Linked DNA regions of Homo sapiens: region 2 is linked to region 1. Evidence: chromatin contacts called from ENCODE Hi-C data. All regions are on one chromosome and are shown on one strand. The core of a region is the stretch at or near the end of the contact, and the rest is flanking DNA. Distances in the headings are between cores, read along the strand shown. Region 1 has its middle 420 kb from the start of CHSY3-AS1. Region 2 has its middle 620 kb from the start of HINT1.

The links. A loop is a pair of places that touch in the nucleus more often than their neighbours do. Pooled maps may share reads with other maps.
Region 2: a loop to region 1 is called in a map with no recorded cell type, with 6 times the contacts of the local background. The contact joins two enhancer-like sites. A Hi-C loop is called at or near these places in 4 of 168 maps with a recorded cell type or tissue (Caco-2, Calu3, endothelial cell of umbilical vein and 1 more), 1 of 37 single-sample maps with no recorded cell type and 6 of 50 pooled maps.

Annotation. Positions count from the first base shown.
Region 1 is chr5:130,322,546-130,329,410 of GRCh38, forward strand. No RefSeq gene overlaps it. Among named protein-coding and RNA genes, the nearest start is that of CHSY3-AS1, 420 kb to the left of the region's middle. Within about 2 kb of position 1,631, at least 3 of the 41 ENCODE cell types and tissues checked have a DNase peak (open chromatin) inside an H3K27ac peak, as active enhancers do.
Region 2 is chr5:130,538,128-130,544,805 of GRCh38, forward strand. No RefSeq gene overlaps it. Among named protein-coding and RNA genes, the nearest start is that of HINT1, 620 kb to the right of the region's middle. Within about 2 kb of position 3,889, at least 3 of the 41 ENCODE cell types and tissues checked have a DNase peak (open chromatin) inside an H3K27ac peak, as active enhancers do.

The sequences.
Region 1 (6,865 bases), core at 381-2,880:
CATAATGTTGTTTTGGTAGCAGTGTAAAGTATTCTTTATTATTTTGTAAATGTGTCCTCAAAATAACAGGTATTATTTTGGTATAATTCTAGTTAAGTAAAACTCTGGCAGAACTGTTAAGTTATAGAGTAAAAGACATTTCTACAGGTTGGTTAAACCCCTACTTATAGCTCCTATATATTACTCTTGTGAATGGCTGCTGATACCAAGCAAAGATTTTAAGGGTTATTAATTTAACTTCTTCTGATGTACTCAACAACACTTTCTAAAAATCACATGCAGTAATTTCCTCCTACTTACTTCAAGCATTAAGTGAACAGATTTGTATAATTTTGTATGCATAATTTTATTTTAATCTATAATGTAGGTGCCATCACTAAGTTCTGCTGAAGAATTGATTACTACAAATATTTTTGTTTTCTTTAATTTGGAATATATATATAAAATCTAGGAATACAAAATGCTGTATAATGGAATCCAAACTTTTCATTTTTTGTATTTATCCTTTAGAATAGTAAAAGTTCATGCATGCCTTTAGGACAATATTAGAGTAAGTTAGTAGAAAGAAATGTAGAATAATGCTATTAGGTTTTCTGTGTTTTTTCACTTTCCCATATAAAATGTGGTTTCCTAAGGTTAGATGGGAAAACGACAGTTGTTTTCTAATAATCTTAATTTCTAGTTCTGCTCTCAATGTCTAGCTCTGCTCTCTACAAACCATTATTTTCATTCTTTTTTATTTAGGTAGTAATTTGATATAATTAATACACTCCCACCCAAGGCACAGAAAAAATAATTATAACAATTCATTCTAACATGTGTTCTCCTTTAATATTGTTTCACAATGAAAATATGGACCTTTGGTAAAAACATAATTTCTCCTCTTCGTTTGAAAATGTAAAAATCATAGGTAGCTTTTGTGATACTAGGTGCTCAAATACTTGTAGTATTTTATGATAGAAACAACTCTGTCAAAGATTGTGTTAATCTTCTTAAGCAACAAGAATTCCTATTGGTCTTTTCCTTACACATTAAATTGAACCAAATAATTTCAAAAGTCTCAAAAGCTGTGAAATTATTATAATAATTGGAAATGTGTCAAAGTGTGGAGTATTTATATGACAATTTCATTTAAGCTTTCAGGGCACTATTGAAACACATTTCAACCTTAAATGGCCATCCAGGCAGAGGCTTTAGAAGTAAATTGTTTACATTGATTCACAATCCCATAAGCCTTTATAGTAAACTATCCTCTTTGAATTTACTACCTTGGTTAATTCAGCAGAAAATTGCTTTCTATTTCTGAGACCCGCTTAGAAGGCTTGAGCAGATTTTTTTTTAAAAAAATTGTTCTGCGATGATGATGAAGGGAGACTTGAGAATCCCTTTGAAAAATAGAATTGACTACAGACCGAACAGCCTGTGTTTATGGATAACTGAGCTTCACACCTCTCACTGAAGGTGAGAAAGTCCTATTGAAGATGACAAAGCCCTTATCACAGTGCCTGGTACAAGGTGGGTACCCAAATGTGTGTCCCTATAAGACAGCAGCAAAGAAACTGTTACTCCTCAAAAACTCTCATCTCCACTGAATGGGTATAGGACATAGAATCTTCCTGTACTTAAGCAACTTTTAAATAGCACTTTATACACTCTCAAAAGATCAATTACATCAGAGTAGCTATGGCTTGTGAAAGTAAAAAAGGGAAGTGAGCAATATCTTAAGAATACCTGGCAGATAAGAAATGCAGCTGTTATGATTGCCTAACTGACCACCTGTTTCCTGTTGAAGGAGCCAGTTGTACTAGTGGAGAGATTTTAAAAGGAATTAAAATACATTCTTCAAATTTACATCAAAATGGATATCATACTATCTACTGTTTCATGATTAAGAACACATACAAAGCCCTTCTTTTATCATGCCTATAGTTCCTGGTGTTCCTGAAAAGTTATAGTGAGACTCAACTATGTACTGAAAGAAAGGAGAGGTAGAAATCATACTCAGCAGCAAATGGGATGCCTGAATCTGAATCCCAGCTCTGCAGTTTACTAACCATGTGACTGTAGAAAATGTTCCAATCTCTCTTATTTTTCTCATCTCTTAAATGGTGATACTAATAATAGTTACATCCTAGGGTGTTGTGAGAACGAAATGAGTTAATATATGCTAAGCATTCAGAACAGCCTGCCAAATAATGAACACTACGTAAGCATTGACTTATTAATATTTTGTTATTACTTTATAAGCACGAATTTTCTGTAATCAGGGAAAGAAAGAGAAAAGCAAAGAAACCTTGATGTTCCAAGCAAGTAAATACTCAAGTTCATCCAGTTGTGTTTCTATCAAATGTGAGGGGTTTAGGAGTAGACTATCTTCTTTATTTTATACCTGATGGAACTTAGGCAAAAGGGAATAACTGGCTTGTATCAGATGATGTCAGTCATTGATTCAGTCACTTTCAGAGCTTTTCTTTTTATTTTTCTTTCCATGATGAGCATTTACTCTTTCAACAGCCAAAGATCATTTCCACGTTCTTCTGGTAATGAAACTGAGCAGGTGTCCCACAGAGCTGATGTTCGTGGTTTCTTTGAATAAACATAGAAGTTGGCCCTCCTAGTTTTAAAACCTGAGAAAGTTGCATTTGTCTTATCTGAGTTCCTTTCCAAGGAAACCAGCCATCAGGCCTCCCAAATAGTAGCAAGGAGCTGAAAGTCACCAGATCACTGCATTTGGACAATCAGATGCCCGACACTTTATCTGTTAAGTTTGCCTAACTGACCACTTGCTTCCCATTGACCAGCTGCTCTTCTTTACCCCTCCCTAATTCCTGTTTTCCCACACATGGTTACATTTCTTCCCTGCTATATCAGCTCCTAATTTTAGTCAGTCAGGGAGATGGATTTGAGACCTCCTGGCCTCTTGGCTGCAGCACTCTATTAAAGGCTTCATCTTTGGCAATACTTGTTTCAGTGATAGGCTTTCTGTGAAGCAAGAAACAGGATCTAGACCGAACATCTGGTGTTTTGGTAACAGTAAGTGAACACAATTTCCTTTGAAAGTTGTCCCTCGCTGACAAGGATGCCAGTTGTATTTCACCAAGCCCGGTAAGGGTCATTGACCTGCGCCTGGCCAGGCAGCCAACGTATTGTTGGATGAATGTTACAAAAGAAGGGCTGCTGATCTTTTATATGGCGCTTAATATATAAATACTGGATAACAGAAGCACACTTTACTCTGAGATCAGTGGGCTGACATCATGTAAACTTAAGGCTGTCTACAAATATGGCATTCCCATTTTTATCTTCCATCTGGGGGAAGCCCAGCAGCAATGGAGGAAATGAGGCCAACACATAAAGTGAAGCAGAGCTAATGGATGAAAGAAGAATTCTGATGGTATCATTTAAGTATCCGGAGTCTTGAGACCTTTCCTACATCTGGATTTCCAACATATGAAAGCTAATAAATTGCTCATTTTTTTGCTTAATCTATTTTCACTTGAAGTTCTGTCAATTGTGATGAACAGAGAGCCAACTAAAACAAAAATACTGCAAATGGAAAAATCCTAAAATGTAGATTTGACAGAATAGAAAAGGGAGTGAAGGGAAGTATGGCTCTTACATTTTACAATAACGCAATAGCAAAGCAGCTGGTAGATCTATAACCTATTATACCTTGGGTCTTGAACCATATATCAACCAAGGGTGGCACTTCATGGGCATGGTAGAGAAACATCATGTTGTTAATGTGTTTATTACCTCTTGTAGCTTCCAGTAACATCCAAATGGAAAGTGCTAAATGTTTAGTCTAAGCCGTTATAAATGAGAGCACATAGAGAAAAATATACATCTTTAGGAAAGGTGGCTGAACTGCAACCAATGACTGGCAAAGATTAGATAATCATAAGGTTTGCAGGATTAAAATTCAATTCCCTTTTATAGACCAAGTTGGATTATCTTTCTAGATTAATTAGTTAATCTAAAATGTCAAACACTGTGAGAAATAAAGTTGGAAGTTAGGATTCAGGGCAATAGGTTGGGGAATGGGAGCATGTGTGATCCTCCGGGCCTCTTACAAACACCTGGTGCTTTGCAAACTCTTACACAACACAAGTATAATTTCATACATTAAAATGTGTGTTTTAAGCCTTGGACCCATTAGTTATTTTTCCTGACCCTCTCCCTCCTTCCTACCTTCTACCCTCCAAAAGGCCCCAGTGTGTGTCATTCCCCTCTATGTGTCCATGTGTTCTCATCTTTTAGCTCCCACTTATAAGTGAGAACATGCAATATTTGAGCTTCTGCTCCTGCATTAGTTTGCTAAGGATAACGGCCACCAGCTACATCCATGTCCCTGCAAAGGACATGATATTTACAACAAACCCCCATGACACAAGTTTACCTATGTAACAAATCTGTACTTGTACCCCTGAACTTAAAATACCCCCATGACACAGATTTGTTACCTATGTAACAAATCTGTACTTGTACCCCTGAACTTAAAATAAAAGTTTAAAAAGTGTGCTTTTTTACTAGACGGAAGCTTGGAGGCAGAGGGAACGTATATCCATCAACATCCCTGCCTTTTTCTATTTTCTATTGCTATTAGACAAACACCAACACAATCTTTTAAGTTGAAAATTAGGAATAAGGACAACACTCGCATGCCAATTACTAAGGGTCAGAAAATACTCAAATGCTGCCTCAATTTGAAATTCTGACTGGTAAAAATTCTGGCCTTGATTACTAGCTAATGCAATTAATAAGAGCCAGCCAATTACAGTTTTATGGAAGTTGAATTGTCAGAGAAATCTAATTTTGGCATCCAGTAGCTTCTGACTGCCCAAAACTTAAGTTAATTTTTCTTTTAGGTTAACATTTATATGGAATGGAAAAGGATGTTTGAGACAAAATAATAAGGTCAGAGATCATTAAAAGGAAACATTATAGATTTGACAACATTAAAATGTGAAACAATGGCATCTCAGAAACGAACACAAATGTAAAAGACAAACTGAAAATATTAGTCACATAAGCCTTAGTATATTTCATAAATCAATATAAATTGATGAATGCACTAATAGAAAAATAGGAAAAAGTGACAAATATTCAATTCAGATCAAAGAAAAACTAGCCATTAAACATTTAATAAAATAAAATGTATTAATAAAATAAATGCATTAATGGGATAGTTTTTTATCTATCAAACTAGCAAAGGATTTAAGGAAATGAGCACCTTTATACACTGTAGTGTGGGGCAGAAAGAAATTCTTTAAACATTTTCATCAAACAACTTGTCAAGAGTTTTTTTTTGAAACTTTAAAGTAGCTATAACTTTTAACCTAGTAAATCTTTTCCTACAAGTTAATGCAATAAATAGCAAATAGAAAGATGGGCAAAAATCTATATACTTAATAAAATATATTTATCTGCATTGTTTACAATCCTTTTAAAATTTTTTTATTATTAAAAAGTTATGAACACATATAGTTGTACATATTTATAGGGTACATGTGAAATTTTGATATAAGCATATCGTGTGTCATGATCAAATCAGGGTAATTGGGGTATCCATTACCTCAAGCATTTATTATTTTTTCTTCCAGTTCTACTCTTTAAGTTACTTTGAAATGACCAATACATTTTTACCTATAACTATGTTAGTATACCACCAAACACTAGATCTTATTTACTAACCATCTCCTCTTTATGCCCTCCTCCCCACCACCCATTTCAGCCTCAGGTAATCATCATTTTACTCTCTGTCTCCATTAGTTCAATTCTTTTTTAGCACTTACATGTTACAGAGAACATGCAATATTTGTGTTTATGTGCCTCTTTTACTTCACTTAACATAATGTCTTCAAGTTCTATCCATATTGTAAAAAATGACAGAAATTCATTATTTTTATGGCTGAATAGTATTTCATCACAAATATGCTCCACATTTTCTTTATCCATTCATCCCTTGGTGGCCACTTAGGTTGATTTCATATCTTGGCTATTACGAATAGTGCTGGAATAAGCATGGGAGTGCAGATAGCTCTTCAATATACTGATTGCCTTTATTTTGGATGTATATCCAGCAGTGGGATTGCTGCTGGATGATATGGTAGTTATATTTTTTGGTTCCTTGAAGCACCTCTGTATTGTTCTCCATAGTGGCTGTAATCTACATTCCCACCAACAGTGTACGAGGGTTTCCCTTTCTCAACATCATCACCAGCATTCATTATTGCTTGTCTTTTTTATAAAAGCCATATTACCTGGGGTAAGATGATATCTTGTTGTAGTTTTAAGTTGCATTTCCCTGATGGTTAGTGATGGTGAGCATTTTTTTTCATATGTCTATTGGCCACTCGTAGGTCTTCTTTTCAGAAATGTCTATTCATAACTTTGGCTCATTTAAAAATTTGATTATTTGTCTTTATCCTATTGAGTTGTTTGAGCACCTTATATATTCTGGCTTTTAATCCTCTGTGAGATGGTGATACAGTTTGGCTCTGTGTCCCCACCCAAATTTTATGTTGAATTATAATCTAGTGTTGGAGGTGGGACCTGGTGGGAGGTGATTGGATCATGGGGGTGGTTCAAATGGCTTAGGACCATCCTCTAGTGTTGTTTCATGATAGAGTTCCCATGAAATCTGATTGCTTAAAAGTAGGTAGCACTTCCCCCTTTGCTTTCTCCTTCCTGCTGCCATGTGAAGACGGCTTGCTTCCCCTTTGCCCTTCTGCCATGATTGTAAGTTTTCTGAGGCCTCCCCAGCCATGCCTCCCATACAGATTGTGGAACTGTGAGTTAATTAAACATTTTTTTAAAATAAATCACCCTGTCTCAGGTAGTTCTTTATAGCAATGTGAGAATG
Region 2 (6,678 bases), core at 2,639-5,138, 220 kb after region 1:
TGAGGTCAGGAGTTTGAAACAAGCCTGGCCAACATGGTGAAACCCTGTCTCTACTAAAAATACAAAAATTAGCCGGGTGTGGTGGCACACGCCTGTAATCCTAGCTACTGCGGAGGCTGAGGCTGAAGAATTGCTTGAACCCGAGAGGCAGAGATTGTAGTGAGCTGAGATGGCACCACTGCAGTCCAGCCTGGGTGACAGAGTGAGACTCCATGTAAAGAAAAAAAAAAAAAAAACAGGCACACAAAGACAAATGCCATGTAATTTCACTCATGTGGAATCTTAAAAAGCTGATCTCATAAAAGAAAAGAATAGAATGGTGGTTACCAGGAGTTTGGGTGGTTAGTGGAGAGAGAAGATGGGGAGAAGTTGGTCAAAGGACACACAATCACAGGAGGAGTTTTTAAAATGCCTACAATAGGCAAACATATAGAAACAAAAACTAAGCAAGTGGTTACCTGGGGCCAGGAGTAAGAGGAAAGGAGAGGAGGGGAGGTGAGAAATGGAGAATGACTACTAATGATTGTGGAGTTCCTGTATTGGACGATGAAAATGTACTAAAATTGGCTGTGGTGGTGGTAAAATTGGCACAACTCTGTGAACATGTTAAAAACTAATGAATTGTACATTTTAAATGGATGACTTGTATGATATGTGAGTTATATCTCAATAAAGCTGTTAAAGGATTAAGACGAAAGTTAAAGCTGCATCATACAAAGATATATTAGTAACTCTCTCATTCTCATCTATCCCATAGAGCTGATAATATGTGAGATTTACTCTGTAATAAATTATAAATGCAATAAAATCCACAGGAAAGGGGGCAAATAGAGGAGCATTGACTACAAAGATGGTTGTGGCTGAATTTAATAAGCCTCTGAAACAATTTCAAAATTGCAAATTTAAAGTTTGAAACAAATTTATATTGAATAGAGCATAGAGGTTATTCCTCCAGTTCTGGGAGTTTCCACTTCTAGCAGAACATCTTCCCATCCTGACACTGCTCTTTGCTTTCAGGTTGGCAACATTTCAAACCTGTCCATTTTCACTTAGACATGTCCCAAAATTTAGACGGCATTCTTACATTGGAAGCAGGCCGACACATGAACCTACAGTTACATGGGCACAAACATTTAAGGGCATCTTAATTTCTTCTTCTTGATCTCAGGTTTTCAAAGATCTTTCTATATTCTTTTTGTTTTTTCAGTGCTAAGGTGACAAATTGTCCCAAAATTTAGCACTTAAAGTCCAACTTAGTCTGAAGCAAACCAGGAAGGTTGTTCACACTAGCAGAATACTATAGTCTAGTACTATATACCATGCCTAAAAGATCTACACTTCACTCAATTGAAGGAGCAGAAAATTAATACACATAAAAGTAAACCTCAGTAAACCTCATAAAAAAAAGTCAAGGAAAAAAATGAACAGAAAAGCAGAATTTCAAAATAAAATGATGAGAACCAATCACACAATCAAGCTAGAACTAATTATGCCAAGTGCTTGTATAAGAAGTAAGAAAAGCAAGGTTGTTTTCAGGGAAATTTTTCCATATGCGAAAAATAACAAAGCAGACACATGATCCACCACAGTGTTTAGACTAATCTTTCATTGGTAGTATACACTATGTTTTTGTTATTCTTTTACAGCTACTGGTGTGTCTTATATGATGACTTTAATTCTCATGTTAAATGGTTATTATAGCTTTATCATTCCCTTCAAATCTGTCAATTGCTTTGTATTCGTTTTATTAGTTTTTCCTGTGGTATATTCCAGGTGCGATATCAGAGAACAAATGGTGGTATGTGATGTTCCTTAGGTCAACAGCTGCTGTGGATGAGGCAGCAAAATAATTACAGCTAAATATAAACAGCTCTCTTTCCTCAGAGGCTATGGATACTGTAATGGAGACTACCATATCTCCATTAAAATAGCTAACAAATCAGGAATAAATAGATTTTTTCTAAGTATTCATAACCTTTCAAGACCTGCCTAAAAATTTCAAACTAACATTATGAGCAACAAAATTTTTTCCAAAATCATATTCAATTTTCAATGAGTAGAAAATATCTCCCAATCAGTATATATCAATAATTATATTTCTAATTTGTTTAAACATATAGAATAACCTATAATTCCATGATTCCCTAATTTGCCTGAATAAATGGGCTTCCTTCGTTAAATATTAGGCTCCCCGCCAAGTTTCTTTTCTTCAGCAGCTTGAATTACTGCCCAAACTTAATTTATCCCCCTCAGTTACAAATATCTAGAGTCATCAACCAAAATGTAGTCTCCCATTAATACAACTAATTAAACAAATATACACCAGGCCGGGCGCAGTGGCTCATGCCTGTAATCCCAGCACTTTGGGAGGCAGAGGTGGGCGGATCATGAGGTCAGGAGATCGAGACCATCCTGGCTAACACTGTGAAACCCCATCTCTACTAAAAATACAAAAAATTACTTAGGCATGGTGGCAGGTGCCTGTAGTCCCAGCTACTTGAGAGGCTGAGGCAGGAGAATGGCGTGAACCTGGGAGGCAGAGGTTGCAGTGAGCCGAGATCACACCACCACACTCCAGCCTGGGCGACAGAGCGAGATTCTGTCTCAAAAAAAAAAAAAAAATATACACACACACACACACACACACACACACACACACACACACACACCCCAAAGTTATAGGACAAAAACCATTTGAAGTGAAATTGCATTTCTATTTCAAGACTTCCCAAAAAACTAAAATGTCGTTATTTTCATTTCCCTTTTCCTTGTGTTAAATCTAAACAAATGTGATCTCATGTGGTCAGGTTTTAATTTACCTTTTGCTCTAAAGTCTTTATCCTTCATTTATGTCCTTGCTCACAGTGGGTTACAGAGAAGTGGCTAAACAATGAAAATGTTATACTTGGAACAATTGTTTCAAAGATAATTTCCATATATTAATTTATTTACCATTTACCAAAACATATTTTAGGTACTGAGAATACATTGGTAAATAAAAATAGCCAAATCTTTATCTCATTTTACTTACATTTTTATGCACTCAGGGGTTGAGGGGTAAACATTAGAAATAAACAAATAAATAGTACAGACTACAGATAAGTGATCTGAACAAAATAAATTTGAATCTGTGGTCAGGAGAGGATGAAGACTACTAGATTGGTCAGTTAGAAAATCTGAGACCTGAAATGCTAGAAGGAACCAACCATGCTTCAAGTGGTATAGTTAGAGAATTCCAGCTAGAGGAACAAGTAAACCATTTCTAAGTTTAGAACCTTTATGTATTTTAGAAATAGGAAAAAGAAGATAAGGATAGCTACAACACATTAAGTGAGGACAAGAGGATAAGAGTTGAGAGAGATTAGAGGTTGAGATATTCAGGGATCAAATTATTTTAGTATTCAATCATACATTAAATAGTTTACACTGTATTCTAAGAGTCATGCAAAGTGATTGCTGGCCAGGCAGGAGAGGGGTCTAAGGAGAAGAATAACAGGAATTCATTCAGATTTATAGTGATCACTCCCAGTTTCTGCTTGGAGAGTGAACCATAGATGGTGTGAGAAACACATTCACTAGTCCAAACACAAAGAATGGACTCAGAGACAAGAACAGGAGAAGCAAGACTTTTAATGGCTGTCTTGCAAGATCGGGTGTATGGTAGGCAGGCACACCTGGGGCAGTTAACAGCAGGTAATTTATCTCCTAGCACACAATTCTCTCCCCCAGTTCCTCATTGGTTGAGTACTATGGAGTTACAATTTTCCTAAGTTACAAGTTGCCTAAGTTTCATTATCCCCCTTATAAGGTTATACCCTGGTCCCCTTCCCCACTTAAATTTCGATTTCTTAATAATGAAACTTTCTTCCCTTTTATGGGCTGACCCCTCCTCTACATTCTGTTCACTTATGGTTAACTTCTAGGTGCATGAGTCATGTGGTTTGCCACATCTGCAGGCTGGCTGCCAGTACTTAGATTTATCATGCCTTGAAACTGGACCATTTAAAATGTTTTCTCACAAATTCCTTCCTCTTTTCTATCTACTTCTTTGGTCTCATTTTCATCTAAACCCTTTTGGTCCTCGAATCACTCTAGAAGTTGTTTATTTTCTCCCCATAAGAGAGTGAGTTTAATTTGGTTTCTAATAGTAGCAGGCTATTTTTCTGGTAAGACATGGGCATTTGTTTATTAACAGCTATTTTAATTAATTTCTGTGCTAGTCTGCTCACACAGGGATAATGCAACACCCCACTGCTGTTAAGACTCCTGCCACAATTATGAGAGATGTAAGGATTGAAGCTACCATGCCTTTCTGTTTTCCAAATCATCCTTCGAGCCAACCAGTAAATGGATCTTAAATTCCAGCATTTTCTGCCAGTCTGTTGGCTAGAGTTGTCAGTCCTTGTAAAGTTTCATGATGGTCCCATCTGAGGCAGTATTTTTGGGAACGAAAGTACAACATTTCCCACCCAGCATGACATATACAACCCCTTTTTCTGCTAGTATTATGTCTAGTTGAAGCCTGTTTTCCCAGACCATTTGAGTGGTGGCATCTAACTGGCTAGCCAACCCCTTGAGGGCATCCAGAGTATAGCTGATGAATCTCTGTTGATTACAATAGATGTAGTTAATCCAATCCACATTTTTATTAATAGTTGACCACCAGAAGAGTGCTGACTCAAACCCAGCAGTTATTTGGTTTGGGGCCTTAAATTTATTAGGCACCCCCACAGGGACTCCTATCAAGTCAACTTATAAATTGGGATCAAAAGAATTTGTCAAATCTCTCCAGTTTTAGTGGCCAAGTGCATTTTCAGGCATTTTATGGAATGCCAGGGTGAAGGCAATCACCAGCTGGACTAAAGCACAAATCTCAGTCCAGTTGGATGGTAAGAGGTTATAGAGGTTCCTCTTCCCACAATACCACCAGACATCCATCCGGGGTATATGGAGGCTGAGTAATTGCCACTGCCTAACTTACCAGTGATGTTTAGGATGTGGGTACAACTCAATAGTTCTCCCATGGGCTTACTGAACTCTGCCCCCTTCCTTGAGAGGCAAGAGGAGTGGTTCATATTCCCTATAGAGAATGAGGGAATTGCTATGGGATCTGACCTTTGCAATACAGGAAAGAGCAATGACAGACTCTTACAAGTCTCATTTCCCCATGCATCATTGTCCTGGTATAGAGCCAACATGCAATGCATTTCTTCAGGATTGGTATCCCATCCTAAGGAAAATGGAACCACCTGTGCTTGAGGTTTTCCCACAGCACATGCATAGCAGTTACTCTTGTTGAGGGCTTGTACGGAAAATTTGATCCATTTGACTATACCCTGTACTCTCTCTCAGTTTCTGAGGTTTGCCTTAAATCCTTTACCTCAATTATTTCTACCCTTTTAGGGTCATTATTCGGTGAACTAAAGTGTTTATTGGAGTCAGGGGTTGGAGTAGTCCCAGGCAAATGGGAGGTTGAGTTCTTGATTAGTTTGAGAACAAATCACCCTAGGGTGTCTTTCCCTGTGATGTTTGCCCCTAATCCCTAATCCATATACCCAAGACACTACTTTTGGTTCTTGGTCTAGAACAGCTGGATTGTCAGTGATGATGAGTATAGGATTGCATTCTAAATTCTGGCAGTTATTTGGTGGGAAGCCCTTGGATAGATGTAGTTTATTCTTTAATGGTCTCCAGCTAGGAGTTGCCCACCCCATATTTACTGTCCAACCCTGAAATTGGGTAGTCCACCACACATCATCCCAGCTGGGCAAGCTGATGCCCTGCTGTAACCTGTGTCTGGTTCAGGGCAAAGATATTTATATGCCTGTGAGAGCTGTCTCTGATTTTCCAAATTCCCACAAGGTAAGACGTGGCAGGCATCAAATCTTATAGTCTAGGGTGCTACCATCTTGGTTACATTAATTACCAATCTGATTGGGTAGAGAGGAGTCCCCTGCCAGTTTCCATTTTAACCTTCTGCTCTGTATAGTAGCCCATCCCAGCCATATTAACTTCCAGAAATGAGGCCAGCCCATATTTTCTTTTTAGATTTTTCTGAGTTAACTTTAAGGGTTCCTGGGTGACCCGTGCACTTTTCACTGGTCTTTCTCTCTCCCTTCTGGGGTCTCTTTTACCAGTCATTTGACTCCAGTATAGTGAGTCCACCCCCATTCAGCTGTTCTCATGGCTGTCTCAGTGGTCAAAAGCACTTGATAGGGACCATCCCTGCTTGGGTGGAGCTTATCTTCTTTCCAAGTCTTAACCAGTACCAAGTCACCAAGCTGGAAGTGGTAACCATGAACTCAAGAGGCAGACTTGAATTAGAAGTCCTTTTAACCTAAGGGATGACAGGGTGGAGGAAATGGCCAGTAAATAATTTCTTAAGAATTGATCCTTGGTTTCCATAGTAGGGAGATCTGTAGCTCTGCCTAAATATGGGAGCCCATATAATAACTTGTAGGGGGCAATCCCATCTTTTCTTGGAGCTGTCCTAATGCTAAGGAGTGCTATTTGGAGACATGTGGTACAAGGCATTTTAGTTTCTAAGATTAGTTTGGTGATATGCTTTTTGAAAGTTTGATTCATTCTTTCTACCTTTCCAGAGGAAGGAGGATGCCAAGGGGGTGCGATAATCCCATCTAATTTGTAAACCTTCCATAATTCCCCTTAACACCCTTG